3 separate regions of the Mus musculus genome follow, and all the other regions are linked to region 2. Evidence: chromatin loops called from intact Hi-C (ENCODE). Cell type or tissue: left cerebral cortex. All regions are shown on one strand. Links, peaks and the distances in the headings refer to the core of each region. The heading gives the core; the rest is flanking DNA.

What was found. Peaks named below come from ENCODE experiments on the same cell type or tissue, not always from the same donor. Only the 100,000 strongest peaks of a DNase experiment are listed, where the experiment ranks them.
Region 1: it touches region 2 in a loop (4-fold over the local background); 25 of 42 quality-filtered maps call a loop at or near these places.
Region 3: a loop joins it to region 2, with 6 times the contacts of the local background. A loop is called at or near these places in 25 of 42 quality-filtered maps.

The regions. Positions count from the first base shown.
Region 1 is chr1:53,058,807-53,069,053 of GRCm38, forward strand. Mstn (myostatin) reads left to right here and starts at 2,834. Exons shown (of 3, transcript NM_010834.3): 1 at 2,834-3,335; 2 at 5,077-5,450; 3 at 7,445-9,273. The coding sequence starts at 2,960. The coding sequence ends at 7,825. In left cerebral cortex, for the core only: no CTCF peak of the experiment used is centred there; a DNase peak (open chromatin) is centred at 3,221; H3K4me3 peaks cover 535 bases.
Region 2 is chr1:53,349,203-53,359,449 of GRCm38, forward strand. It overlaps Asnsd1 (asparagine synthetase domain containing 1), which reads right to left and starts at 3,550. Exons shown (of 6, transcript NM_133728.3): 1 at 3,328-3,550; 2 at 1,678-1,731; 3 at 785-860. It overlaps Asdurf (ASNSD1 upstream reading frame), which reads right to left and starts at 3,550. Exons shown (of 4, transcript NM_001353501.1): 1 at 3,328-3,550; 2 at 1,678-1,731; 3 at 785-860. The coding sequence starts at 3,417. In left cerebral cortex, for the core only: a CTCF peak has its summit at 3,659 (motif pointing left); DNase peaks (open chromatin) are centred at 3,230 and 3,556; H3K4me3 peaks cover 1,162 bases; H3K27ac peaks cover 331 bases.
Region 3 is chr1:53,045,000-53,055,246 of GRCm38, forward strand. No RefSeq gene overlaps it. Among named protein-coding and RNA genes, the nearest start is that of Mstn, 12 kb to the right of the region's middle. In left cerebral cortex, for the core only: a CTCF peak has its summit at 8,244; a DNase peak (open chromatin) is centred at 8,257.

The sequences.
Region 1 (10,247 bases), core at 1,960-4,459, 290 kb before region 2:
CATGAATGCTGATGGCTACACAAGGTGGGAGAGAACATGCAGGGTGAGGTGAGCTACGTGTGTGTGTGTGTGTGTGTTTGTGTGTTTGTGTGTGTGTGTGTGTGTGTGTGTGTGTGTGTGTGTGTGTGTGTGTGTGTGTGTGTTGGGTGTTTGTGTTGGGTGTGTGTGTGTTTCTGTGGAAAGGTGCCACAGTCAACAGATCGTGTTCATCCGTTACCATTGGTGTCCCAGACAGAAGCTACAAGCTCAGGCCTGGAGAGCTTGTCTAATGTGTGTGTTTTCTCCTGAGGAATGGTTTCCTTCCTTCCATGAGACGTATCACAGCATTCTAAAAATATGGTTGTAAATTATAACGCAAAAGTTGTTGCTGCTTTAAACCTTTTTAAGTCCTAAGTCACACGGAGTTCTATGTCCTCAAAATGTTGCTCAGCCTCTACCCTGTCTACCTGGATGATTTTCTCTCTCAAACTGAGAGTCTGTAAACTATTAAGCATTAAGTACACACACACCCTGACCCCAGCGGGCTCCATTCTCCATTCTCCCCTGTGCTTAAAAGAAGCTGCCCTGGAGTTTCAGTGCTATTATCAGAAAGCAGCAGACAGCACGGGCAGTTAAAAGCACAAGAAAGTAAATAACATGGTAATAAATAGGCAAAATAAAAGAAAATAAACAAACAAGGAAATAAATAAAGGGCATTTGTTCATAAAGTCAGAGCTGAGTGAATGGCTCAGGCTTTGCCCTGCCCTGCCCAGGCTCAGTGGGGAATCTGGGTAGCTGGCAAACGCCTCTGTCGTCGTTATTATTATTTTGCTGGCAATCTGAAACATGTAGGTGAGCTCAGTTCCTAGGCCTAGTGAGATGTCCTGCAGGCTGCGAATCCCTTGCCTTCATCTGAAGCACTTGAGGATAATTTGAAGTAAAAGGCTTGAAACAAAGAGCAAGCCCTTCTGCTTCAAGTATTAATTACCTATGAAAGGGACTACATTTAGCTACTTATATTGCTAAATTATATGCCTCAAACCCCTTTAGTTGAGAAACTAAAGATAAGAGAAGCTAAGTACTGTGCCGTCTTTGTCATCGACTTAGAAGAGGCAAAATTGAGATTTGAACTCAGGTTTATTTGACTCTTCAGTCTCAGCTCACAATGGCAGTACAGTCTAAAAAAAAAAAAAATCACAGGATCAATTTCCTCTGAGGTATATAGCAGCATGTGTAATGATAATTATGACATCGAAAAGAATTCTATGCAGAAAAATGAATTTTCCAGACAAATCTGACTTTATAGGCCTGCTCTAATATTGTCTTGTATAAAGAGGGCCAGATCACCTCAGGGTGTCTGCTTTGTGTCTGGTTTTCCTTCATCTTTAATGGTGGGCAAATCTAGTACATTATGGAAGCCCACTTTTTTTTTCCTCAAGAGATATAGATGCCTCTTAAAAATTTGATGAAAATGCATTAACTTTTCAAGCTACTGAGCTGCATTTTAGTTCACTGAGGCAGTAAATTGGGTGTATACTGTACAGGAATGGTGGTGACCTAAAAATAAATATTTGATACAAGCCACCATAGTCTCTTGGGGTGTGTGTAAGGGGAGTAATGAATTAAAATTCTAAAGACTCCTCAGCTTCCCAAACAGGAGGAGGAACTCTGTGGCCTGGAAGCGTCCTCTGTCCCTGCTGCTGTGTTTGTTCAGCTCTTTAAGAGTTCACCCCATTCGATCTTGTGGCTCCTAAAGCCAAGGGTGAAAGTTTGATCCTTGCAGAGGCCACTTAAATTCAGAGAACAAAAAGCACCATTCTCTGCCCTAGACTCTAGCCCAGATCCCTGCCAGGTGTCTGCCCTCTGGTCAAAATGAGACGCTGGCAAAGGGGTGCTAGCCTGTGACAGTATGGGAACGCAACAAAGGACACCCCTCTACATGCGACTTGCTCTTTGTGTGCTCACGGGACCTGACATCATTCACAGAGAACACAGATTGCACTTTACTGTCAGCCCTGGAAGTCTGAGTCAAACTGAAATAATGCTCCAGCGCTACTTACAAAAATCCATTATCTACTCGGCCTAAGTACAGAGCCTGGCCTCCTCGCTGACAGGATTCTGTTGGCAATCAAAAAAAAAAAAAAAAAAAAAAGCAACACTCAGTCTTTAGTCTGTATCTCTGTAATAGAAAATAGCAATACTTATAAGCTGAAATCAAGCACAGGTTTTATGTTAGTCAAAGCCATTAAGCTATCAAAAGTAAACCCATGTACACAGAAACGTCCCAGGACTGGTTTGTAATATGTCCTGACAAATAAGCCATGAAAACAAGCTCCTCAAATTACTGATGCAACTTTTTAGCAGGGTCACAAACTCAGCTTTCTTTAAATTAAGTCAGCTCTTCCTAGTTTTTACTTCTCTAATTACCCAGCACTTAACGCATATTTTTTCCCTCAAATATTTGTTTTAGTAACAAAACAGCACTCCAAGTCTTAAAGGATTAACATTTTCTATTTTAAACACAAAATCTAAATTAAAAATTACTAACTTAAATGATAGCAAGAGTTTTACAGAGATTAATAAGCTTTAAGTACAGTTTATATTAGTACACAGACTTCAATTTATCAAATGTCACATATATCTTTCATGATTTGGGGATTTATTTCATTTATGAAGTAGTCAAATGAATCAGCTTGCCCTCGACTGTAACAAAATACTGCTTGGTGACTTGTGACAGACAGGGTTTTAACCTCTGACAGCGAGATTCATTGTGGAGCAGGAGCCAATCATAGATCCTGACGACACTTGTCTCCTCTAAGTTGGAATATAAAAAGCCACTTGGAATACAGTATACAGGACTCCCTGGCGTGGCAGGTTGTCTCTCGGACGGTACATGCACTAATATTTCACTTGGCATTACTCAAAAGCAAAAAGAAGAAATAAGAACAAGGGAAAAAAAAAGATTGTGCTGATTTTTAAAATGATGCAAAAACTGCAAATGTATGTTTATATTTACCTGTTCATGCTGATTGCTGCTGGCCCAGTGGATCTAAATGAGGGCAGTGAGAGAGAAGAAAATGTGGAAAAAGAGGGGCTGTGTAATGCATGTGCGTGGAGACAAAACACGAGGTACTCCAGAATAGAAGCCATAAAAATTCAAATCCTCAGTAAGCTGCGCCTGGAAACAGCTCCTAACATCAGCAAAGATGCTATAAGACAACTTCTGCCAAGAGCGCCTCCACTCCGGGAACTGATCGATCAGTACGACGTCCAGAGGGATGACAGCAGTGATGGCTCTTTGGAAGATGACGATTATCACGCTACCACGGAAACAATCATTACCATGCCTACAGAGTGTAAGTATATCTGTTAAAGTATATCAACAGTTCTGCTGACTGCTGTCCTAGTGTTTATGAGAAACAGATCTATTTTCAGGCTTTTAACAAGCTGTTGGCTTATATGTAAGTAGCAGAGAAAGGAGATTTTTTTTTCCCCAAGATTTCCTGAGAAACATACCGACAATGAAATCTGTCTTGCTTGTTTCCTGGCAGTGCCAAATAGCTCAAAGTTAATATGCTGGCTCAGCTTTAATAGTATTTAATTTTATGCGGAAAATGTAGAATGCTTGTGTGTTCAGAGTCTCACACTATAATGTAAGGACTGTGAGATTCTATAGGCAGTGTTAAAGCATGAGAAATTTACAATTACATTTGTCTAAAATGTGCACTAGTTTCCCCCTGACTCACACTAAAGAGAGATCTCTGCTGGATGTTTATTTGAACACTGTTCCACAGTTAGAGTGCTTTCTGTTATTTAAAACTGTCAGTCTCAGAGCTTCTATGCTCTTGACAAGCTAGAATATTAATTGTGAAAGCTACTGCACTGGAAAGTTAAAGAAGTTAAATATTAAATGCATTATCATGAGCCACGATGAAGCAGGCATAGCAAAATAATACTCAGGACCGAGTATCAGAAAACACTCAGGAAATGAGCATTAACTGGGAGGTCATGGTGTGAAATGCTCCTGTGCCCCTTCATAGCACCGCACTGAGAGCGTCCTGGCTGTGAGCGTCCAGGCAGGAACAGTGATCGGTAACCCTCTAAAAGATTTAATTCTTTATGAGAGGGAGGGTGAGGACCGTTACCTATAACTGCCACATTGCTTCTGGGAGATAATACATTTCAGGCAGTTCCTGTTTGAGTTCTCCGAAAAGCAAGTCAGGTAGCCTTAGAGAGCAGGCAGAACACGAAAGATTTCTGTGCCATGTGTCTGAGATCTTGCTTTAATACCATGCTTTAAACACTTAAAACCAGACATGACACAGTTTCAAACCAGCCCTTTCCTAAGCGGTCAGGTTACGATACAGCAGATAATTTTCATTTATGACTCTTGGATCAAACAGTTCAGGAAAAAGTCTCCCTTATTTACATGGGGTTTGGAAAAGCAATTGTTAGTGCTGAACTTGCAGTGAGAGGCTGGCCCCAAGGCCACTGCTTTCTGATTTTTTAGATAGCTTGAGCATGACCTCTGAGGTTTTTGCTAATTAAGTTTTTGTTGTTCCTTGGAATAGCTCTTCCAGAGCCCAAGTGTCACAGATGTATTATATTGTTTGCCATTTCTGAGGTTGGTTAAATCGCTCCCTGTGTCTTGTCTCCAGGTAATTGAGGCCTGGGGGAAGGGTTCCTTCCTCCAGACTGACTGGTACAGCTGCTCAGTGAGTGTAACTGCTCAGATTCCCAAAGAATTCTAAGTGGACGTTCCGGCACGCTGTCTCTTAGTCTCTAATCATCATCACTTGAAAATTTCATGTGCTGTTCATTCTTTTACAAAATATCCCTTAGCCCAGAGTTCTCTGGAAGGGGAGTAGAATCTACATAAACAGGTGAAAATACAGATGTCAAAAAAAAAAATTCTGAAAAGCTAGAGCAACTATTTTCTCTGATGTTTCTTCTGAACTATGAATGAAGTTCCACATAATATTTTATTTTAAAAGACCACATACGTACACACTACCCCAACAGCTGATGTTAAGGAGTGAGTTTATTTGTGTTTTGATGGGGCCTGATGTCAGTCATTTTCTTCTTATTCCTTTGTAGCTGACTTTCTAATGCAAGCGGATGGCAAGCCCAAATGTTGCTTTTTTAAATTTAGCTCTAAAATACAGTACAACAAAGTAGTAAAAGCCCAACTGTGGATATATCTCAGACCCGTCAAGACTCCTACAACAGTGTTTGTGCAAATCCTGAGACTCATCAAACCCATGAAAGACGGTACAAGGTATACTGGAATCCGATCTCTGAAACTTGACATGAGCCCAGGCACTGGTATTTGGCAGAGTATTGATGTGAAGACAGTGTTGCAAAATTGGCTCAAACAGCCTGAATCCAACTTAGGCATTGAAATCAAAGCTTTGGATGAGAATGGCCATGATCTTGCTGTAACCTTCCCAGGACCAGGAGAAGATGGGCTGGTAAGTGATAACTGAAAATAACATTCTAGCAACCGTGTTACATTTTTATTCCTGACATGAATGATAATAGTGAAAAAGAAATACTATTTCCTATGCTCATAAGCCAGACAAAGTATCTTACTCCAAAGGTAGGTGTGTACCCAAAACAGTACACACCTACCTTTGGTGTGTCAATCTCATGTCCCATGAGGGACATGAACCCCTTGGTGTTCTTACTTAGCATGAAGACCAAAAACCAATTACATCATGTTCCTAATTCCACAAGGAGGTCCTTACTAGGAATTAGATGTAATGTCCTTTTCATTGTAAGTCACATAATTATGTATAAACTATGAAGTCTCTATGTAACTGTAGATTCTGGTTTCTACCCAACAAATTAAAACCTTTCCTTCCCGTTTTATGTTTCTTTCCTATGTTTTATATTGAAAAATGTTGGTTCCACATAAAGTAAAAAAATATTAAAATTCTAATTAAAATACCCTTATATGTATAGATATACTTGATTAAATATATTATACTCAACACTTCTAGTAAATATGTTCAGTACTTATAGAATGTTGAAGCCATGATATGTATATAGATTACTTTGTGAAATATTGTCAATAAAACTGTAATTTCTAACCAAGCTAACCTTTGCCTCCTAGCTTATCTTTGGACTCCTTTAGCATACTTGCATAGGAATTAACTTAGGCATTACCAATTAACTAAATAGTGAGTCAGTGATAGGACAAGACCTCATATATTATAAAAATAATAAAAAAATATTTAGCCCTCCAAAACCTGAGTTACTGTTCTCTGTTACTTTTATTTATTTATTTATCGGCTTTCAAAAACTTAACGTGAACATATGGTTATTTCCATCCACTGTCATAGTTTACACCAAAATATTGTACTTAGAAATAATAAGCCTGGTTACCTTTTAACCTTTTGATTGAACTTGGGAATATACAGTCTGGGAATCAGATCTGTTGTGAGTGAAACCTGTCATTTGAAGTACTACGATTTCCTAAATGATCTATTTTCTTTATATATGCTACTTAAACACTACACTCTACAAATTATGTTCTCTTTGACAATATAGTCTCATGGTAAAAGATAAAATTGCTATCAACTATTTAAGAACATTCTTTCTCATAGACAGTATTTTAATTACCAAGGTTGCTAACAGGTTTTAATTATTTACAAGGTGGTTAGTGTGATATTCCTTAGAGTTTTCTCTCTAAAAGGAAATGGTCCTAAATGCACTGGGAGATGGAAGCGGTCATGCTGCATGCAAATTCTTCTCTTCCTTCTGTTCCTTCTGCTGTGGTCCTGAGGATTGACCCAGAACCTTGCACATGACGGGCAAACCCTGTTCCACCAAGCTCCATTCACTCCCAGTTCATCACTTCTTATAAACCTCTTCTTTGCTCCTTTAAGGATTCTCTTTCCACGCACTATACATACAGCCACTGTCATCATGCTAATTTCTCTCTTCCCACTGTAATCCATATAGTGCTCAGAAAGAGCTACTTTGCTCTGACTTTAATATGCACATTTCTTTCAGAAAAGACCTAGGGGAGACCAGATGCGTACCTATCCATCCAAGAGCCATTAGTCACCTGCAATCAACAATGATGAAAAGCGATGCTCAGTCCTCTCACCGACCCGCCCACCTTCCCTCTGTTTCATCTTATACATATTTCCCAGGCATCTGTTCTGCTATTACGTGCTATTATGTCTGATAATAGTATGAAAAGAAACAAAACTTTAAAGGACACAAAAGGAAGGACCACAGGGAATGCCTGATGCTGTTAGAGTCTTTAGGGCCATGAAAGGAAAAATGAAGTCTAGTGTATATAAAAATTCCTTAATTCTGCAGTTCTTTTAAAAAAAAAGCGTAAAAATTATGTGGTTGGTTTGTTTGTTTGTTTGTTTGTTTTTCTAATAATGATTTTTAAGGTAGGAAGGATTTCAGGCTCTATTTACATAATTGTTCTTTCCTTTTCACACAGAATCCCTTTTTAGAAGTCAAGGTGACAGACACACCCAAGAGGTCCCGGAGAGACTTTGGGCTTGACTGCGATGAGCACTCCACGGAATCCCGGTGCTGCCGCTACCCCCTCACGGTCGATTTTGAAGCCTTTGGATGGGACTGGATTATCGCACCCAAAAGATATAAGGCCAATTACTGCTCAGGAGAGTGTGAATTTGTGTTTTTACAAAAATATCCGCATACTCATCTTGTGCACCAAGCAAACCCCAGAGGCTCAGCAGGCCCTTGCTGCACTCCGACAAAAATGTCTCCCATTAATATGCTATATTTTAATGGCAAAGAACAAATAATATATGGGAAAATTCCAGCCATGGTAGTAGACCGCTGTGGGTGCTCATGAGCTTTGCATTAGGTTAGAAATTTCCCAAGTCATGGAAGGTCTTCCCCTCAATTTCGAAACTGTGAATTCAAGCACCACAGGCTGTAGGCCTTGAGTATGCTCTAGTAACGTAAGCACAAGCTACAGTGTATGAACTAAAAGAGAGAATAGATGCAATGGTTGGCATTCAACCACCAAAATAAACCATACTATAGGATGTTGTATGATTTCCAGAGTTTTTGAAATAGATGGAGATCAAATTACATTTATGTCCATATATGTATATTACAACTACAATCTAGGCAAGGAAGTGAGAGCACATCTTGTGGTCTGCTGAGTTAGGAGGGTATGATTAAAAGGTAAAGTCTTATTTCCTAACAGTTTCACTTAATATTTACGGAAGAATCTATATGTAGCCTTTGTAAAGTGTAGGATTGTTATCATTTAAAAACATCATGTACACTTATATTTGTATTGTATACTTGGTAAGATAAAATTCCACAAAGTAGGAATGGGGCCTTACATACACATTGCCATTCCTATTATAATTGGACAATCCACCACGGTGCTAATGCAGTGCTGAATGGCTCCTACTGGACCTCTCGATAGAACACTCTACAAAGTACGAGTCTCTCTCTCCCTTCCAGGTGCATCTCCACACACACAGCACTAAGTGTTCAATGCATTTTCTTTAAGGAAAGAAGAATCTTTTTTTCTAGAGGTCAACTTTCAGTCAACTCTAGCACAGCGGGAGTGACTGCTGCATCTTAAAAGGCAGCCAAACAGTATTCATTTTTTAATCTAAATTTCAAAATCACTGTCTGCCTTTATCACATGGCAATTTTGTGGTAAAATAATGGAAATGACTGGTTCTATCAATATTGTATAAAAGACTCTGAAACAATTACATTTATATAATATGTATACAATATTGTTTTGTAAATAAGTGTCTCCTTTTATATTTACTTTGGTATATTTTTACACTAATGAAATTTCAAATCATTAAAGTACAAAGACATGTCATGTATCACAAAAAAGGTGACTGCTTCTATTTCAGAGTGAATTAGCAGATTCAATAGTGGTCTTAAAACTCTGTATGTTAAGATTAGAAGGTTATATTACAATCAATTTATGTATTTTTTACATTATCAACATTCACTTATGGTTTCATGGTGGCTGTATCTATGAATGTGGCTCCCAGTCAAATTTCAATGCCCCACCATTTTAAAAATTACAAGCATTACTAAACATACCAACATGTATCTAAAGAAATACAAATATGGTATCTCAATAACAGCTACTTTTTTATTTTATAATTTGACAATGAATACATTTCTTTTATTTACTTCAGTTTTATAAATTGGAACTTTGTTTATCAAATGTATTGTACTCATAGCTAAATGAAATTATTTCTTACATAAAAATGTGTAGAAACTATAAATTAAAGTGTTTTCACATTTTTGAAAGGCATCAGTTTTATGTCATAATGATTAATTGTGGGTTTTTAAATTTTTATTTTATTATAAGTTTGTACAAAAGTTTGTACCAAAAAGGTTAGTACAGAAGTTTGATTTAGGAACTCTAGTTCTGAGTGAAATTCCCAATGAATTTGCTTTATATATACAAAAGCAAAGACTAGTGTCTCCTGCTCCATTTTTCTCTAACTTGAGCTAAAATCTATTTAATTTCATAGGGTCGATTTTAAATGCATTTCAATTGGCAGTGGTATATACTCCTAGGGCTACATACTCCACCGAAGTGACAGGGACACAGGAAACCACAGTTCTTCTCTAACACTTAATGAGACTGGCACACTTTCCTGAGCACTGGGGCCACCAGTTTTCAAACAGAATAGCAGAGTGACTTAAATTACCAAGAAGTCCTTGTGTACCATTGAGCAGGAGTATATCTAAGCCCTTCTGTACCACTGTGTAGGAGTATGTCTGAGCAATTTCTTCCTTCTACCTTCATCAGGTCAGGGATGTGGCCCTACAGTGACTTAAGGTTAAAGGGGAGGTGACTAAAATTCTTTTATGCTACTATTTCTGAGTGAATAATTCATAATTAGCCCAAATAGAATTTTAGCAATTTCTATTTGTATATTAATCATAAGAAATTAACATCTAGTTCCCAACACATTATATTTGTTCAATCGTTCATCCTAACAGGAATTATTAAAATTGTGACATGATAAAAATCCATCAAAATAATCAAAAGTCCGGTTTTAAAATATGACATGATTACTACCAATTTGATAAGTAGGAAATTAAACTTTAAGTGGTGATAGACAAGTCTTGGTTTGCCTGGAATGTGACAAAAGTTGAAATATCATTTACATGGCCATTGAGGTCTAAGACACACACTGCAAAACATCACAGGAAATGTCACCCCTTTCCTTCATCCTTGAGTGGAGTCCAAGCAATGAAATTGGTACTGAATTTAG
Region 2 (10,247 bases), core at 2,574-5,073:
TATTTCTCGATCCATATCTCCTCCTACTGGGGAGGGGGCTTGTGCCACTAGCAACAATGGCATTGAATGGCAGTTAGTACAGAGAACCACAACTGGTGCAGCTCGAACCATCAGTGACTGTGGAGTGCTCAACTCTAAACTGGACATCTGTATCACACCCAAAGCTCATGGATAAAAGACGAGACAGGAAGACCATCATGACAACAAGAGACTGGGAGGACGACTATAAGACAGTGTCTTCCAGACATGATGGGGTTGTTATGAACATGAACTCTCTGCAGCTATGGCTGCCTGCCCAAGATCAAGCCAATCCAAATCCCAGCCCGAGCCCTACCGGAAGAGTCTTTTTAAAACTGTAGAACATCTGCAAGGTGGTTGTGGTGCAGCGCATGCCTTTAATCTCAGCACTTGAGAGGCAGAGGCAGGCAGATCTCTGAGTTCAAGACCAACCTGATCCATACACTAAGTTTCAGGACAGCCAAGGCTACACAGAGAAACTCTGTCTTAAAGGACTCCCCCTGCCACCCCCTCTCCCCAAAAAACCAAAACCAAAACCAAAACCAAAAAACCCCCCCAAAAACCAAAAACCAATAAACAACCCACTGTACATATCTTTGGAAGTCTAACTGGAAAACAGACCACTGTACTAAATCAACACACACATTTATTCAGATAGGGCTTAACTGAGGCACCATTATGAATCCCCACAAAAAGCTTACAAAAGGTTTTCTGTAGCATTCCATATATAACTCTGAAAACAAAAACCAAGACGACCACCACTCACTTTTGCTTTCAGAAAAGATTTTTGTTCGATCTTCAAGAAAGAATATGTTGCTGTTCTGTTGCTGCTTGTATACTCTCTGCAAACGAAATTGACAAGATCAGGGTATGACATGCACACTGATGCTGAACAGGATCCTGTTATCATTTATTCTTGAACTTCAGGAATATTCAGAACAGTAATTACCACAGAGAAACAAAGCCACTGAATACTACGCCACCCAGAACTGGTTGTTTACTTAGCATGCATCATCATACCACACACTTTCAGTAACAAAAGCTATCATAGCCACAGATTTATAATTTACTTCATAAATGAATAATACATGGAGACCTTTTCTGACCATATGGGTACAACACTATAGTTCTTTGCTGGCCTCAAGCTTCAGACACTTACTGTATCGTCACTACAGGTGCTGATGAGCGCCTCTACGTGTAAACACACATGCACCCTCACAACTGCTTACACACCAGTTACTCAGAAGTGTCAAACAGCATTTACACATTTTGACAGTTTGATCTCCAAAAATTTGTATTAATTTGCCTTAGCATCTAATATATCCCAAATGACAATATCAGAAATGTCAAGAATGTCAGTCATTACATAATCGCAGCTGATTTCTGAACATATTCATAAAAAAGGCATTAAATGGGTTAAGTATTTAGAATAGTAAAGTTTTCTGTGAAAAACTTCATTCTTTTTTGTTAAAATATAATAAATATTTTTTTATCTTTGAGATCTATTGACATATACAGGAAAAACAAATTTAAAACATGCAAAAACAAACTAGGATACCACGTTAGCTTTTAAATTATGATCTTTGAATTTTGTAATGTTAGCATAAATAATCGAAATCATAATTTTAATATACTATTCAGATTTCCACAGCAACTCACCCGATTCTTCTTTAGATTAGAAAGTTCATCCACAATAATTTTCTGTTCTTTAATCTATTAAAGTAAAGAAAAAAATCTAAAGTGGAAGATTTCAAAGTATGTTTAGCGAGAACATTTTAAGTCACTGCTTTAAAACTAAAGATGGGGTTGGGGGCTATAATGGACTGCCTGTCTAAATGGACACTGAACAAATCAACAGCACTCAGTCTGGAATCAGTAGAAGACAGCTTGAGAAGGAGAAGCATAGGCTTGCCAGGGGTCAGTTACCACAGCTCACATCTTTAACCAGGGTGAGCCACTGCCTACCCAAATTAATACCAATCTTTTAAGCCAGGCAGTGGTGGCGCACGCCTTTAATCTCAGCACTTGAGAGGCAGAGGCAGGCAGATTTCTGAGTTCGAGGCCAGCCTGGTCTACAGACTGAGTTCTGTGACAGCCAGAGCTACACAGAGAAACCCTGTCTTGAAAAAAACAAAAAACAACCAAACAAAAGAACCAAAAACAAACAAAACCTCTCCCGAAAACAACAAAAACCCAATCTTTTAGTTTTATAAGGTCTTGCTGTAGACAAAAAGAGAGAAATAAAATGAATGTGGGTTCTCCTCTTTACCAACAACCAATGGTTTTATGATGTATGCACTAGATGACAGCCAGACATTCGGATAAAACAAATGAAATGGTACTATGGTACTGAATGCCCTACCTGCACTGATCCAACATGATTTTCCACCACTGTATCATTCTATTTCAAGTATTAAGGACTGCATATTGCTGGTATCGTTAAGCTAGGCAAATAGTCTATTAAGTCCTGAGAGCTGTACTAATAACCTACAAAGCCATATTGAGTACGCTTTCCTTGAGATTCAAGTCTGCTTGTACAGTGTTTTTATGCTCATTACAGGAATGACAGGTGTCACTTTAGGTGACACCACAGTACACTGTGGTACAGCGGGAATTAGGCAATGTACTGAAGATATCATATAGGACAGAAAAAATACAGAATTTAGGAATGTTTAATATCTGAAAAGACTATACCCACACCCTTCCACTCTACACGTTTAAAGATTTTCGTCTGTAACTGGAAGTTAGGACTAGTTCCGGTATGGGGTTGCCTCCCTGAAATCCTGGCTATTAGGCAAGAGAATTATTCAAGTAATGCCTAAGCAATAATATCTGAGGCTGGCCTGAGTTATTTATGAAATCCTATCCTAAAGGTATAGAAAAAAATTAATTTGATAGGGTGCTCCTTTCTCTTGTTGAATAATAAAGAGATGACCAAACAGATGTTTTTAGGATCACTTAAAGTTGAGAATATATTTTAAGGTAACAGGCAGCTGAGAAAATCGGCTAAGAAGCTTTTGCCTGAGTCTGGAAGAACAGGTACAGACTTCTAAACTTTTATGATGGACGTCATGGATGGCACCCAGGCGGGTGCGTGGCTAACTGGATGAAGCACAGCCACAGAGCAACAGATCTGTGTGTGACTGAGCAACACATCTGTGTGTCACTTTTTTTCAGGGGACACGCCTCCATCGTCGCAAACCTGCAGGATGGAGGGGAATCAGCTGCTGGTGCTGAGAATGCACGGCGGAGGCTACAGGGCACAGCGGGGCCCGCCGCCCACCACCCTTCCCCGGCGTCCCACGGCACCTTGCTGCTAAGGGACTCGGCGTGCGCAGTCGATGTGTGTGGGGGCCCCGGCGCGGCGCGGCCATCGGCGTGCACCCCACTGCTGGGCATCGCCTAGCCGCGCCGCACGCCAAGAACCGCGACTGAGGAAGGAACGGCAGCCAGCAGCCCCGGCAGGAAGCCTGGGTTCCACTCAGGAATCCGCCCCTTCCGGCACCCCGACCAATGGAGTGCGCACACTCACGCCTGCGCAGTGGCAAGCGCGCGCGGGGTGGGTTGTGAAAAGTCGAATTAAGAGTTGTGCTCCACTGCAAAATGGTTTTCTGCTAAATGTAGGTGTGGCTTGGCTGCAGAATCTATGAATGGTCTGTATCGCCCCCTAGTGGATCCTATGTAAAAATAAATCACTATAATTTAATACTCTTAAATTTGGTTTTCTTCTCCTCCTCCCCCTCCCCCTTCCTCCTCCTCCCCCTCCTTCTTCCTCTTCTTCTTTTTCTTCTCATCCCCTTCCCCCTCCTCTCCCCTCCCCTTCCTCTTCCTCCTCCTCCTTCTCTTCCTCTTCTTCTCGTCCCTTCCCTCCTCCCCCTCCTCCTCCTCCTTCTCCTCCTCCTCCTCCCCTCCCCTCCTCCTCTTCTTCTTCAGATTTACTTATTTTATGTATATGATGAGTTCACTGTCTCTGTCTTAAGACATACCAGATGCAGATCTCAGGTGCAGAGGATACCATAGAAAACATTGAAACAACAGTCAAGGAAAATGCAAATTGCAAAAAGCTCCTAACCCAAAATATCCAGGAAATCCAGGACACAATGACAAGACCAAATCTAAGGATAACAGGTATAGAAGAGAGTGAAGATTCCCAACTTAAATGGTCAGTAAATATCCTCAACAAAATTAAACAAGAAAACTTTCCTAACCTAAAGAATTTGATGCCCATGAACATACAAGAAGCCTACAGAACTCCAAATAAATTGGACCAGAAAAGAAATTCCTCCCATCACATAATAATCAAAATACCAAATGCACTAAACAAACAAACAAACAAAAGAATATTAAAAGCAGTAAGGAAAAAGGGTGAAGTAACATGCAAAGTCATACCTATCAGAATTACACCAGACTTCTCAGCAGAGACTATGAAAGCTGGAAGATCCTGGGCAGATGTCATACAGACCCTAAGAGACCACAAATAGCAGCCCTGACTACTATTACAGCAACACCCTCAATTACCATAGATGGAGAAACAAAGATATTCCATGGCAAAACAAAATGTACACAGTGTCTTTCCACAAATCTAGCTCTATAAAGGATAATAGATGGAAAACACCCACACAAGGAGGGAAACTGCACCCTAGAAAAAGCAAGAAAGTAATCTCCTTTCAACACACCCAAAAGAAGATAACCACACAAACATAAAAATAACATAAAAAATAATAGGAAGCAGCAATCACTATTCCTTAATTTCTCTTAACATCAATGGACTCAATCCCCCCAATAAAAAGACATAGACTAACAGACTGGATATGTAAACTGGGCCCAACATTTTGCTGCATATAGGAAACACACCTCAGTGTCAAAGACAAACACTATGTCAGAATAAAGGGCTGAGAATAATTTTCCAATCAAATGGTCCCAAGAAACAAATTGGAGTAGACATTCTAATATAGGATAAAATTGACTTTCAACCAAAAGTCATCAAAAAAGATAAGGAAGGACACTTCATACTCATCAAAGGAAATATCTACTAAGAAGAACCCTTAATTCTGAACATTTATGCTCCAAATGCAAGGGCACCCGCGTTCATAAAAGAAGCTTTACTAAGTTAAAAGCACACATTGCACCTCACACAATAATTGTGGGGGACTTTAACACACACTCTCATCAATGGACAGATCAGGTAAACACAAACTAAACAGAGACCCAGTGAAACAAACAGAAGTTATGGACCAAATGGATTTAACAGATATCAATAGAACATTTAATCCTAAATCAAAAGAATAAACCTTCTTCTCAGCACCTCATGGTACCTTCTCAAACTCAGGGCTGAAATCAACCAAGCAGAAACAAAAAGAACTATACAAAGTATCAACAAAACGAGGATCTGGTTCTTTGAGAGAATCAGCAAGATAGATAAACCCTTAGATAGACTAACCAGAGGACACAGAAACAATATCCAAATAAACAAAATCAGAAATGAAAAAGAAGATGTAACAACAGAAACTGTGCAAATTAAAAAAAATCATCAGATCCTACTACAAAAGCCTATACTCAACAAAACTGAAAAATCTGGATGAAATGGACAATTTTCTAGACAGATAGCAAACACCAAAGTTAAATCAGGATCAGATAAACCATCTAAACAGTCCCATAACTTCTAAAGCAATTGAAGCAGTTATTAAAAGTCTTCCAACCCCCCCCCCCAAAAAAAAGCCCAGGACCAGATGGATTTAGTGCAGAATTCTATCCAATCTTCAAAGAAGATCTAATACAAATACTCTTCAAACTATTCCACAAAATAGAAACAGAAGGAACAAGATCTAATTCATTCTTTATCAAGCCACAATAATGCTGATACTAAAACCACACAAAGACCCAACAAAGAAATTTTCCTTGATGAATATCGATGCAAAAATACTCAATAAAATTCTTGCCAACTGAATCCAAGAACACATCACAGCCTTCATTCACCATGGTCAAGGAGGCTTCATCCCAGGGATGCAGGGATGGTTCATTATACAGAAATCCATCAATTTTATCTATTACATAAACAAACTCAAAGAAAAAAGCACATGATCATTTTATTAGATGCTGCAAAAAGATTTGACAAAGTTCAACACTTTTTTGTGTTAAAAATCTTGGAAATATCAGGAATTCAAGGCCCATACCTAAACATAAAAGCAATATACTTCAAACCAGTAGCTAACATCTAAATGGAGAGAAACTTGAAGCAATCCCACTAAAATCAGGGACTAGAAAATGTTGCCCACTCTCTTTATATCCAATATAGTACTTGAAGTTATAGCTAGAGAAATTAGACAACAAAAGGAGGTCAAAGGGATACAAATTGGGAAGGAAGAGGTCAAATTATCACGATTTGCAGATGATATGATTGTATACTTAAGTGACCCCCAAAAATTCCACCAGGAAACTCCTGCAGCTCATAAATAACTTCAGCAAAGTGGCTGGATATAATGTTAACTAAAACAAATCAGTAGCCTTCCTATACTCAAAGGATAAACAGGCTGAGAAAGAAATTAGGGAAGTGACACACTTCACAATAGTCACAAATAGTATAAAATATCTTGGTGTGACTCTAACCAAACAAGTGATCTGTATGACAAAAAACTTCAAGTCTCTGAAGAAAGAAATAGAAGAAGACCTCAGAAGATGGAAAGATTTCCCATGCTCATGGATTGGCAGGATTAATATAGTAAAAATGGCCATCTGAAAGCAATCTACAGATTCAATGCAATCCCCATCAAAACTCCAACTCAATTCTTCATAGAGTTAGAAAGAGCAATTCTCAAATTCATCTGGAATAAGAAAAACCCCAGGATATCAAAGACTATTCTCAACAATAAAAGAACTTCTGAGGGAATAAGCATCCCTGACCTCAAACTATACTACAAAGCAATCGTGATTAAAAAACAAACAAACAAACAAACAAACAAACCAAAAAAAACACGAAACAAAAACAAACCTGCATGGTACTGGTACAGTGACAGGCAGGTAGATCAATGGAATAGAATTGGAGACCCAGAAATGAACCCATACACCTATGATCACTTGATCTTTGACAAAAGAACTAAAATCATATAGTGGAAAAAAGACAGCATTTTCAACAAATGGCGCTGGTTCAACTGGAGGATAGCATGCATAAGAATGCAAACTGAACCATTCTTATCTCTTTGTACAAAGCTCAAGTCCAAGTGAATCAAGGACCTCCATATAAAACCAGATACTCTGAAACTGATAGAAAAGAAAGTTGGGAAGAGCCTCCCGCACATGGGCACAAGGAAAATTTTCCTGAACAGAATACTGATAGTTTATGCACCAAGATCAAGAACTGACAAATGGGATGCCATACAATTACAAAGCTTCTGTAAGGCAAAGGACATCATCAATAGGACAACACAGCAACCAGCAAATTGGGAAAAGATCTTTACTAACCCTACATCTGATAGAGGGAAAATATTCAATATATACTAAGAATTCAAGAAATTAGACTCCAGAGAACCAATTAACCCTATTAAAAATGGGGTACAGAGCTAAACAAAGAATTCTCAACTGAGGAATACCACATGACTGAGAAGCACCTATAGAAATGTTCAACATCCTTATTCATCAGGAAAATTCAAATTAAAACAACCCTGAGATTCCACCTCACATCAGTCAGAATGGTTAAGATCAAAAGCTCAGGTGACAGCAGATGCTGGCAAGGATGTGGAGAAAGAGGAACACTCCTCCACTGCTGGTGGAATTGCAATCTGGTTCAACCACTCTGGAAATCAGTTTGGTGTTTCCTCAGAAAATGAGACATAGTACTACCGGAGAACCCAGCTATCTCACTGGGCATATACCCAAAAGATGCTCTAACATGTAATAAGGACACATACTCCACTATGTTCATAGCAGCCTATGTATAATAGCCAGAAGCTAGAAAGAACCCACATGCCCCTCAACAGAGGATGGATACAGAAAATGTGGTACACTTACACAATGGAATACTACTGAGCTACTAAAAACAATGAATTCATGAAACTCTTAGGCAAATGGATGGAACTAGAAAATATCCTGAGTGAGGTAACCCAATCACAAAATAATACACCTGGTATACACTCACTGATAAGTGGATATTAGCACAGAAGCTTGGAATACCAAGATACAATTCACAGACCACATGAAGCTCAAGAAGAAGACCAAAGTGTGGATACTTCGGTCCTTCTTAGACAGGGGAACAAAATACCCATGGGAGGAGATACAGAGACAAAACGTGGAGCAGAAACTGAATGAGAGACCATCCAAAGACTGCCCCGCCTGGGGAACCATCCCATGTACAGTTATCAAACCCAGATACTATTGTGGATGCCAAAAAGTGCTTGCTGACAGGCGCCTGATAAAGCTGTTTCCTGAGAGGCTCTGTCAGTGCCTGACAAATATAGAGGTGGATGCTCTCAGCCAACCATTGGACTGAGCACAAGGTCCCCAATGGAGGAGCTAGAGCAAGGATCCAATGAGCTGAAGGAGCTTGCAACCCCATAGGAGGATTAACTATATGAACCAATCAGTACCCCCAGATCTCCCAGGGTCTAAACCACCAACCACAGGGTACACATGGAGGGACTCATGTCTCCAGCTGCATATGTAGCAGAGGATGGCCTTGTTGAACATCAATGGGAGGAGAGGCCCTTGTTCCTGAGAAGGGTCGATGCCCTAGTGTATGGAAATGCTAGGACAGGGAAGCAGGAGTGGGTGGGTTGGTGAGCAGTGGGAGGGGGATGGGATAAGGGAGTTTTCAGAGGGGAAAACAGGAGAGGGGATAACATTTGAAATGTAAATAAAGAAAACATCTAATAAAAATTAAAATAAAAAACATGAGCCGTATATTTTATTTATATTATTTTATTTATATTAACATATCTAATTCCTGAATTTAAAAGGCAACTGGACCAGGATAAGATGAAGTCAAATAATGTCCTTCACTTTAGCTCATTTTATATCCCAAAACATTGTTTCATCATGTACTCCATGTAAAAGTCACGAATAGTGTCTTCTAGGAGTGTTTTACATGCTTTAACACTGCCTTCATAATCCATATGAATTTTATTCTAATAGCATATCACAATTCAGATTTGACATATATACATGTCTTAATTGCCACATATTTCAGTGGTGAATGTGCTGGTTTTACAGTTGTAGGCATACAAGCTTAAAATAACACAAGAATGTCTGTCCTTGCTGTGTGAAATCTGGTCAAGCCTGGAATTAATCTTTGAGAAAGCACATCAGGGAGATAGCATGTTGTCTGCCTTGTTCTGTAAACTGGTGAACTGGATTTCACAGTCTATGGGAACGGTTCCTTTTCTGGAACGAATGGCGTGCTTCTGCTGGAGTGTTTTGCAAAACCAGGACACTTGGCATTGTATATGCTGTTCAGATTTCATATGCATCACCTGTCTCATTCTCTAAAAGCTTGGAAGGAAAAACTATTTGGAAAATGAAGGAAAGACAGGAGGAAAAAAAGGAAAGGAAAGGAAAGGAGAGAGGAGGGGAGGGGAGGGGAGGGGAGGGGAGGGGAGGGGAGGGGAGGAGAGGAGAGGAGAGGAGAGGAGAGGAGAGGAGAGGAGAGGAGAGGAGAGGAGAGGAGAGGAGAGGAGAGGAGAGGAGAGGAGAGGGTAGTGGAGGGGAAGAGAGTAAAGGAGAGAGGGAGGGAGGGAGGAGTAGACGGGGGAAGTTCGGGTGAGAGGAAAGCAGAGAATGGGGTAAATGGAGGAAGAAGACAGACAGCTCTGAATTGTCAGTGCCTCTTAGGCCAGTAGGTAATATTGATGGTGTTAAGTGAACTTTCAAACAGAAGGTTTAGCTATTGAATACAATGCTAATTTAAGCTCCAAAGTACATTTTGAAAGATCATGTTCCAGAACCCCTTAGACTGTGGACTTATTTACATATGGCACAGATCTAACAGCCCTATGAACTATAAAGTTCATGACATCATAAGGTTGTCTGGAAAATCCTGTAGTCTGCTTCCTGCATGTCTTGTTCAGTACTGAAAAGAATGTGATATAAATGTGAATATAATTCAACTCATATTTTAAAATTGTAAGTGAGGCCTTTTTGCATGTTAAGAGATATTCTTTGTTGAAGTCTGCCTGTATGTGTTAAGTATCTTATTTATTCACACACACACACACACACACACACACACACACACACACACA
Region 3 (10,247 bases), core at 6,909-9,408, 300 kb before region 2:
AAATTCTCTTTTTTGCTTGGTGTCCTTGTGTAACAGATATCAGGGTGACTGTAACAAACCAGTAAGGAGAGAGCCTGGGCTGGGACTGGGGCTTAACTATTATTCTCAACAGCCTGCCCAAGTCACCCAACTTCAATCCTATCAGTTGCTCCAAAATTCTTGAGAGCTTCCCAAACAGTGGTGTCTGTGCAAGGCAAGCATACAAACAAACATGAAATGGAGAATATTTCACATTTGAACCATAATGAGATTAGTGAGAAATATTAAAGAAACTTTAGTGTACCAAAAGGCATAGCACTGGACACTATCAAAGGACACAGGAAGAAACGGATGAAATGTAACAAGGTCAACCCTGTGGTTTGAGATTTTTAAACTGTCTGATGCCATCCTTGGAAAGGATGGAGGGATAACATCTTTTTCCAAATTTGATATAAATTATACACCTCTAAATCTAGAAAGCTCAATGAATCCTTTAATACAAAAACATGGACATTAGATTATATCATATCAAAAATTCTGAAGGATATTAAAAAGTACTTGCTTAATATGTGAGGCCTTTGGCTCAATCCCTAGCACAAAAGGAAGAAGAAACTTAAAGTAAAAGAAATGCTAAAGCATACTTTTCAGGCCTAAGAGACGTGATTCTCAACTAGGGACAGTTACTTCCTGGAGAACAATTTCCCATCTTTGAAAACATTTTTGGTAGGTTTTTCTTGGCCAGCCACTGTATATGTGTGTGTCCATACATAGGGTTGTACATGTGAGTACAGTGTCCATGGAGCCCGAAGCCAGTATTGGATTCTGTGGATCTGGAGTTGCAAGTGGTTGTGAACTATCCAGTGTGTGCTGGGAACAAACCTTGCATCGTATACAAGAGCAGTATGTGTGTTTAGCCACTGAGCCATCTCTCCAGTGTTCAGTTCCAAGATTGAGAGATACTGGGGGTGGGGGTACACTAAAGAGCATGGAAAATTATAAACATTCTTAACTATGAATACTTTCTAATAGAGATTTGTTCATGCTGAAATAATTAATAATATTAATAATATGATATTGCTATAGAGAGAGGGCTATTTGATAATGCTGAAATGTGTATTGAATTCACATTGTGAGGATTATTACTCTTTTCAGCTTGATTAGTTTGAGACATGAGCTTCACGGTTCAAGCCCATAATGGCGATCCCAGAGATGATTAGGTCATAAGGGCTTTGATGGATTCATGACACTTTGGAATTATTTCAAGGCAGTGAAAGTCGGGACATGGGCTTAGGTGGAGGAAGTGAGTCTAGGGGGATATGTCAATGAAACTATAAGGCACAATAAATAATTCCTCTCAGTAAATTGTCCACTCAGATATTTTGGAGAAAGTTATACAAAAGTAACACAGAGGCATGAAAACATCACCATTAAAGATCTGCGTGCCTGTAGTTGTGGGGCATCAAAATACACAGCATAGATATAAATGAAGTTAAATCTGTCCGAATCGAAAGGAAAGCAATTAAGTTCATTATGACTGGGAACTTTACCATTCCTCATCGACAATGAGCAGGCTGAGTAGACAGAAAGTCAGTAATGGTTTGTAGACCATTAACTCACTGGACTTAGTTGACACTTGTGGAACTATACTGTAAAACCAACAATAGAATAGTACAGATGTTCAAGTGCTCATGAGCCATTCGTTAAGCTATACCACGTGCTACACAGTTATTGAAATCATGGCAAAGAAAACCTCAAATTATAAATATATACATGCGCATGCTGTCTGACACCCCAAAACTTACACAATATTTTACAAGGTTAAACACAATAAATATTCACATTCTCTTCCATTGTGGTTTCATTTTTGACATTAAAATTTTGCTTTTTTTTTTTTTTTGAGAAAATGTCTTATGTATCCTAAGCTGGCCTTTGACATTCTACACAGCTCAACAGGACTTAAACTCTGGATTCTCCTGCTTCTACCCCCCCCCCCCCCGCTTTTGCATGAATTATAAGTATGTGGCACTATGCTCTGCTTAGATTTTTGAGAAACCATGTAAAGTTTATAGTCTAGGCCAGAACTCCCCAGGCTATACCTCTGTCCTGGTTCCACTTATTGTTACCAACTGACTTTAAGAAACACTCTATCATTTTCTTCTACCTCTTCATTTTTCTGTCAGTACTATGCTATTTTAAATCATAACATCTTAAAAGGTTTTTGCATTCACTAATACTAGTCTATTTTACTTACCAGTATTTACTTACGTATATGGAAATAACTGTTATCTTAAGAAATCTACTGATAAAAAGTAAAAAATTTTTTAAAAATATTAATACTTTAATTGAAGATTACTTTGCATTTATAGAACAAATAGAATGGCATTTCTCCAATGTTGACTTTTCTTATCAAGAAAATTGTATGGCTTTTCATTCAGAGCTTGAATTTTCATATTTTCTTCAAATGCAGGCATAGAGGCACATACACACCTTTCATTTTAGTGTTCAGGAGGAGGAGAAATGAGGAACATCATAAATTAAAGGCCAGCCTATGTTCTTCAAAAAACAACAACAAAAACACAAAACAAAACCAATAAAGCCAAAAATAAAACAAAGCAAACCTGTCTTCACATAGAGGAGTACTCCTTTACCCGGTTGAGCACATGACTCCTAGATTAGGAAGGTACAGGCATCCCGTCCATCTCTAAGGATGCAGCTGTTCTCAGGTGGAGCAAAAGCACTTCACATTTATTAAGAGCTTAGCCCCAGGCAGGTCTCAAAATTTCTCATAGAGAGCCTGAGTACTGCCTAGATGAGCTCCTTGAGTGGTCAGCTAGGTTTTGTTTAGTTTTGATTATGTTTTGAAATGGCATCTTTTTCTTTATTGTATTTTCTAGTTAATCTGTCACATCCCATTGTGCTTTGCCTTGTGCGCAGTGCCCACTCACTCTTCTGATGCTTACAGGCATACGGTTACAACATCTGCACAAAATATCTTGCCTCTTCCTTTCCTGTATTTCCAACTTTTACTTCATTATTTATGGCTCTTATTGATGCTTCCATAGAAATAAACACTGCTTTTGACTGAGGACATTTATTAGCATCCTTTTGACTTTAATGAGAATGCCTATGCTGCCTCACTAAGCTCGAGAGTGGTATGCCACGTCAAGAAAGCATATTTAGTCGTGTTTATGAAAGGCTTTTTTAAAAATAATGAACAGTGATAATTAGAGGACTCCTATGTAAATTATGCCAAATATACCACAGAAATTCATTAGGATGATTAAGGTTTCTCCTTCCCTTTAGCTTTGTAACGTTATAAGCTATTAATAGGGTTTGAATCCCTAATCATATTTCTATAACTTGAGTGACTGATCTTGTTAATTATGTAGTTCTTTAAATGTTGCAGAGATCTAGTTGTCAAAATTTAAAAATCCAAATCAACATTCCATTTTGCTTTGGTACAAATTTTCTATATTCATGTTTATTCTTTAATTTGGCTTTCATTTAATTTATAAATCACTAGCTCTTCCCATGTTTCAGAGAGGTAGGGTGCAGCTCAATGAACTAAGTAGATGAGAATGTGTGAATAGATGAATAAATAAAAGGAAATCTTTCTCTGATTTTCAGTCACTAGGGTCAACAGTTTTCATGAGATAATTAAAACTCACAGGAGGACCCAGAGAATCCTTAAAGTTGGAGAGGAGGAAGAGGCCTGCACCTGCCTGGCACAGTGTCTCAGTGGCTTTTGTTACTGTGTGAAAGACCCTGAAACAAAGGTGTCAAGAGCTGCACAGAAGCAGCCCCAGAGGGCATTGCATCAGCCCCTCCCTTCGATGATGCCCAGAGGCCTTCATCTTTATGAAGCAGATGCTTTTTGCAGAAAATATCCTTCACTCTTGGGAAATCTCACTTCTGAGTAATAATCAGTATTTTTCCAACCTCCCTTATACCACAACAATGCTGTTTTAAATCTTTGCTTCTCTAATTTTCACAGAGCTTTACTACATGAAAGTTTCTTAGGGGTCTTATTAAGTTGTTCCTAATTTCATGAACACTGGAAGTGAGCAGTTCGATAACGGATCTGAGTCTGAAATGTGTAGTAGCAGACAGGGACTAGACTTTTGACAGACTCCTGATAGGCAGGGACATAGGAAGAGGGGCTTGGGCTGGTAAACAAAGATGATGAACATCCAAGGTGGCTGGGTTCTTCCTCACCCTCCTGACTTGAGACTTGAAATGAAGACCTCCTGGGCTTTTCTCTGTGGCTCAATAAATTCAAGGTAGGGGGTTACACAATAGTTGTGGGCCAATTAGCCATCCTGTCTTCTTCAGATCTGACTAACTCTAACTTAGGGGAGGAAAAGCCTTCAGAGGCTTAAAAATCCCTAGCCCTCAAGGAGAAGCTGGATTTTGGCTCTCCTAAACCACCTCTACATGGTGGAGCATCTTTTCTCTGTGTGCCTGCTGTGTGTGTTTTCTCACCTCTGATAAAAAACCTTTCTTCAGATGCCAATTCAGCCTGCTAGTTTGCTGTGTTCACAATTTCTCAGTTATTAACTGCAGTTCTAGAGATATTTCTCCCTCTCTTTTAATTCCTTAGCTGGCAGAGAAAAGGAACCCAATCCAGACCCCAAGACAGTAACAGAAGCAACTCTACAGAAGCCTGAAGGTAGCAATGCAAGGAGCCTGAAAGATTAATGTTAGTATCAATGCCAGATCGCATGAGGGGACGTTACTGCTCTTCTTAGTTAGGGAGGAAAAGTTGCCAGGCCAATGGTAAGAAAAATAAGAGCAGTGACCCAAAAGATCAACATGCATCAATGGAACCCTTTTAAAAACACATAAGGACTGACATTCAGACCTTTGTACTACCATGTGGGATAACTGAATGTGTTTGAATTTCTTTTCACTCTGAAGCACTGGCTTCTAGGTACTTTCCACGGTGGCCACAGGAAGAAGCACAGCTTCTGCTGTGCACTGAGTAGAAATCTCACACTGTATTTGTCCGTAGACTGGCTGTGTGCCTCCATGGTTCACCCTGCTCAGCATTTCAAGACGGTTTCATGTAGCCCAGGTTCACCTCAACTTTCTGTGCAGCTGGGGAGGATCCTGGACCCCTGATGCTCCTGTCTCCTTCTTCTAAGTGCTAGGAGTACAGTGTGTACCATCATACCTGGCCCGACACTCTGTCTAAGGTGTCTGTCCTTGACAGAGTGGGAGTAATCAGTATGAGAATGCAGATTGCAGAAACCCACGGCTTCCTCTGCTTTGCCTTTTCTTGACATTCTACCGAAGTGGAAACTTCTAGTTTCTTTGGAAAGTTAGTGATGGCAAACAATGCTTTGCTGGTACACAAAGGTGAAAGGATGTTTTGCTATAGCAAACCTGTGAAACGACGTGTGATGTTCAGAATGACTATAAATGTAACCCCACAGACAGTGGGAGCCTGAGCATTAATTTGCTTTGTTCCACCTTGCTATTCTCTTTGTTAAAAATTTTTTAACAATTTTTTTATTTATTTACATTTCAAATGTTATTCCCTTTTCTAGTTTCCCCTCTGAAAACCCCCTATAAATTCCCCCCTCCCCCTGCTCACCAACCTACCCACTCCTGCTTCCTGGCCCAAGCATTCCCCTATACTAAGGCATAGAGCCTTCACAGGACCAAGGGCCTCTCTTCCCATTGATGACCGACTAGGCCGTCCTCTGCTACATATGCAGCTAGAGCCATGAATCTCACCATGTGTTTTCTTTGGTTGGTGGTTTAGTACCAGGGAACTCTGGGGGTACTGGTTGGTTCATATTGTTGTTTCTCCTATGGGGCTACAAACCCCTTCAGCTCCTTGGGTTCTTTCTCTATGTCCTTCATTGGGGACCCTGTGCTCCATCCAATGGATGGCTATGAGCATCCACTTTGAGTTTGTTAGGCACCGGCATAGCCTCTCAGGAGACAGCTATATCAGGCTCCTGTCAGCAAGCTCTTGTTGGCATCAACAATAGTGTCTGGGTTTGGTGGTTTGTATATGGGATAGATCCCTAGGTGGGGCAGTCTATGGATGGTCATTCCTTCAGTCTCTGCTCCACACTTTGACTCTGTAACTCCTTCCATGGGTATTTTGTTCCCCCTTCTAAGAAGGATTGAATTATCCACACTTTGGTCTTCATTCTTGAGTTTCATGTGTTTTGCAAATTGTGTCTTAGATATTCTGAGTTTCTGGGCTAATATCCACTTATCAGTGAGTGCATACTATGTGTGTTCTTTTGTGATTGGGTTACCTCACTCAGGATGATATCCTCTAGAACCATCCATTTGTCTAAGAATTTCATAAATTCGTTGTTTTTAGTAGCTACGTAGTACTCCATTGTGTAAATGTACATTTTCTGTATCCATTCCTCTGTTGAGAGACATCTGGGTTCTTTCCAGCTTCTGGCTATTATAAATGGACAACTTGCTATTCTTTATTAACAGCATGCGTGTATTGATTCTCCTTACATTGTGTTTGTGTTGCTGAACTTCGCTTGTGGTGACACCTTTTTTTTTTTTTTTTTTTCTGCTTCAGCAGTCTAAGGCTGGTTGTCAAGCCTTGCAGTTTCTTCTGGATTGAACTGCCCCTGCTGGTTCATGTGTGATGTCTGCCAAGAGGACTGGTCTACTGCTGCTGATTTGTATTTGGTGTTTGGTACTGCTGATATCCTGACAAGAATGATAGGACTTGCCCCAAAAGAGCTATGTATAAACAAGTCTACTTTGCCCATGTCCTAATAACTTTTCTTTCCCACTACCTCTGGTGGGTGGTGGGCTAGAAGAGAAGTTGAATCCTTATTAAAGTAGGTTGGAAAAAAATTTATGTTTACACTGTACATAATTTCAAACAGACTTTCAAATTTATTTGCATAATACTTTTGCCTTTTAAATCTTTTCTTTTTCACAGTGTCAGTATATAATTTTTCTTTCCTAATTTAGAATATTTTTTCCTTCCTTATAGTAGTTAATTAAGCACGGAGTTCTATGTGAAACACCACAGCTTTTCCTTATCAGACCCATTACTCCTCTATATCTGACTTACTTGATAATCTTATCTCCCCTAAGTTTAGTATGTAATCTACCCCACATTTTTAGGTAACTCATAGATCCCTTTCACACTATCTTCTCTGGATACACATTTGAAGCTAAGCTATCTGTTGACACAATGGCATTTTATTCTGTGGGTTTCAGTTTGTAACATTTTAATTATTCTTTCAGCATTTTGTAGTATTCATTTTGTTTTTTCTCTGTAGCAAAGATCTTATATTTTCAAGCAGTAGATGAAATACTAGTTCTATTTTGGTCATTCACCCTTGATTCACCATGCTGAATTTAGAGACTATGGTCTCAGCCATATGGATCCACCAAGGGGTTTTATAGGTCAATATTTATTCAACTTTAGTAAATACTTTCACAGGGTTTATTTACCATAACAAGGGAATAGAGCCACTGTTTATCCTGCTCATCAATGGCTCTGACTTCACTGGTCAAATAGACTTCATCCTTGCTAACTTTCCTGAAGAGAACTCCTCTGTTGTTAGCCTTTTGTTGATTATATTTTCTACTTGTGGTTTTGTGGTTTTTCTTATTTATATTTTGACATGAAATGCTTGACAATATTAGAGAGGAGCATACCCCCTGCGGATTGTTTCCTCTTATAGCAATATGTCTTCCTCTGTCTTCTTTGTATCATTTGTCTCAAGTTGAATTCCGTCTGTGACTAGTGCCAGGATCACAGTTTTCTTTCTGCTATAACTTACCTGATGTGCCCTTTTCACTTTTCCTTCTGCTTTCCTGACCGTCTTGTTTGTATATTCCCCCCTTTTTTTGTATATCACATGTGCCAGTCCCACATGCTACCAAAATTTAACTTATAAAGTCTTCACTGTTACAAACATTTATAATATAAGCAGATATTAACAACAGAGTGGTAATGACAACTGGTAGCATTATTATATAGTGACACTTTGATATTTAATATTTATGAAACTCCTACTCTATGCCAGGTACTGAATTATCATCTCATTTAGCCTTCACAACCTTGTCAATATTTCCATTTTGCAGATGTGAAACTAATGATTAACAACTTTTTCCCAACTCAGAGAATTTTAAGAGGCTGACTGGACAAAGGTCATTTTCCATGGGGCTCGAATTGGGAGGCTTTATAATCCAGTTTCCAATCTCTCTTTCATCACTGCCCACCCCCAAATCCTATCAACCACAGCTAAGTTGGCTGCAGTTCTCAAAGTTCCCAGCAGAGGGGAGAATGTCCATGTGAAATCTATATGCTAGTAACAATTGTAACCTTAATTCAGAATTCTTTACATATGTTAAAGCTAGATGAAACGCCCTACAGTGGGGAGAGGGAACTTGTAGAGTCCACCTCCAATAGAAAGACAGGGCATCAAGTGGAGGGACGGGGTTGCAATCCCATAGTTAAAAACTCTGACCCAGAATTGTTCCTATCTGGAAGAAATGCAGGAACAAAAATGGATAAGAGCCTGAGGAAAAGGTCCAGTGACAAGTCCGACTTGGGATCCAGCTCAGGGGGAGGCCCCAAGGCCTGACACTGTCACTAGTGCTATGGTGTGCTTACAAACAGGGGCCTGTCATGGCTGCCCGACAAGGAGCTGAAAGAGTCAGATGCAGATGTTTACACCCAACCAATGGACAGAAGCTCATGACTCCTGTGGATGAATTAGGGAAAAGCTAGAAGAAGCTGAGGAGGAGAGCAACCCTATAGGGAGACCAGCAATCTCAACTAACCTGGTCCTCCGGGTCCCTCAGACACTGAGCCACCAACCCCACAGCATACACCAGCTGATATGAAGGTCCCAACACATATACAGCAGAGGACTGCCGGGTCTGGACTCAGACAGAGAAGATGCACTTAACCCTCGAGAGACTTGGGGTCCCAGGGAGTGGGGAGGCCTGATGGGGAGGGGGCATCCTCTTGGAGATGAGGCAGGGGAGGAGGTGTGAGATGTGGAACAGTCGAAGGCTGAACTGGGAAGTCTGGACTGTAAAAAAAAAAATAAAATAAAAAAGTAATTTGAAAAGACAATGGCTGTCCCCTGGGCTGGGGAGAAAAATCAAAGAGAGTTCTTTCAGGTTAAAATTATTGAAGTGACAGGTGCACTAATCTTAAGTTTTAAAACTATAATAACTATAATTTTAAATGTTGAAAAATGAGCTTATAATGATGTTCTATAATACAAAGGCTGACTTTCCCTCACCTCAGTGTCTGAGCAAGTGGGCTTCCAAAGCATCTTTGGTCAGTAGATACTATGTTTCTTTTCCTAATTGCCTCGGCAAGCCATTGGGTCTTAGTTAGAGCCTTGATCTGGGTCCAGGAACACATATCATGCTGTGTCATTAACCTGGGAAATTGAGCATTGGCATCATTCACTAATTCTAGAATATTTAAAAATCTTAACAGAAAGAAGTTCTTGGAAGGAATTTGAGGGAATGGGTAGAACAAGAAGGGGTGTATGGGAAGAGTTGGAGGGAATAAAAGGGAAAGAGGAAAATCATGTAATTATGTTTTAATTTAAAACATAAAATATTATTTAAAAACACGTATTTGTAGAAACATATTCTGTTATTAGGTCAATGGGATCAAGCATTTCTAAGAATAAAACTTTAAGGTCAGAAGCATTATCAAGACTTAATCCTTAATAAGAGTAAGGGGGCAAGATGTAGTCACCAATTCTCTTTGTCAGCTGCTCTCTATACCATGTGTTTGTTCTAAAGCAGATTATGGTACCACTGAGCAAACTGGTCATCAAATACAATAAAAACAAACTTAAGATACTCAGTTTTCATTTCCAGACTTTTGAAGTTTATCTTTATTCAGTTTCAGACAGAAAATGTACAGCTCCGGGTATAAATTCATGCTTTCTTGACCCAGGGAAGTAGGGAACAGTCATATAGAGACTACAGCACAAGGGGGCCATGCAAGTTTGAGGTCAAATAAAGCCTGCTCTCGTTTCCGTAAGGCAATCTCAAATATTCTTGCATGCCATCTCACCCCCTGTGAGTCAATATAAACGAACATTTTAAGTCCAATTAAGAAAGTTAAATAAATGAGCCATAGTTTTTAGTCATGCACAAGTCATGACCTTAGGACAAAGATGTTAGAGGGTTTTGGACAGAATTAAAACATTCTTTGAAAGCTGGTTAAAGTGTCACATGCTTGTGATCCAAGCAATGGGGCAGTGGAGACAGAAAGAGTTAGAGCCTCA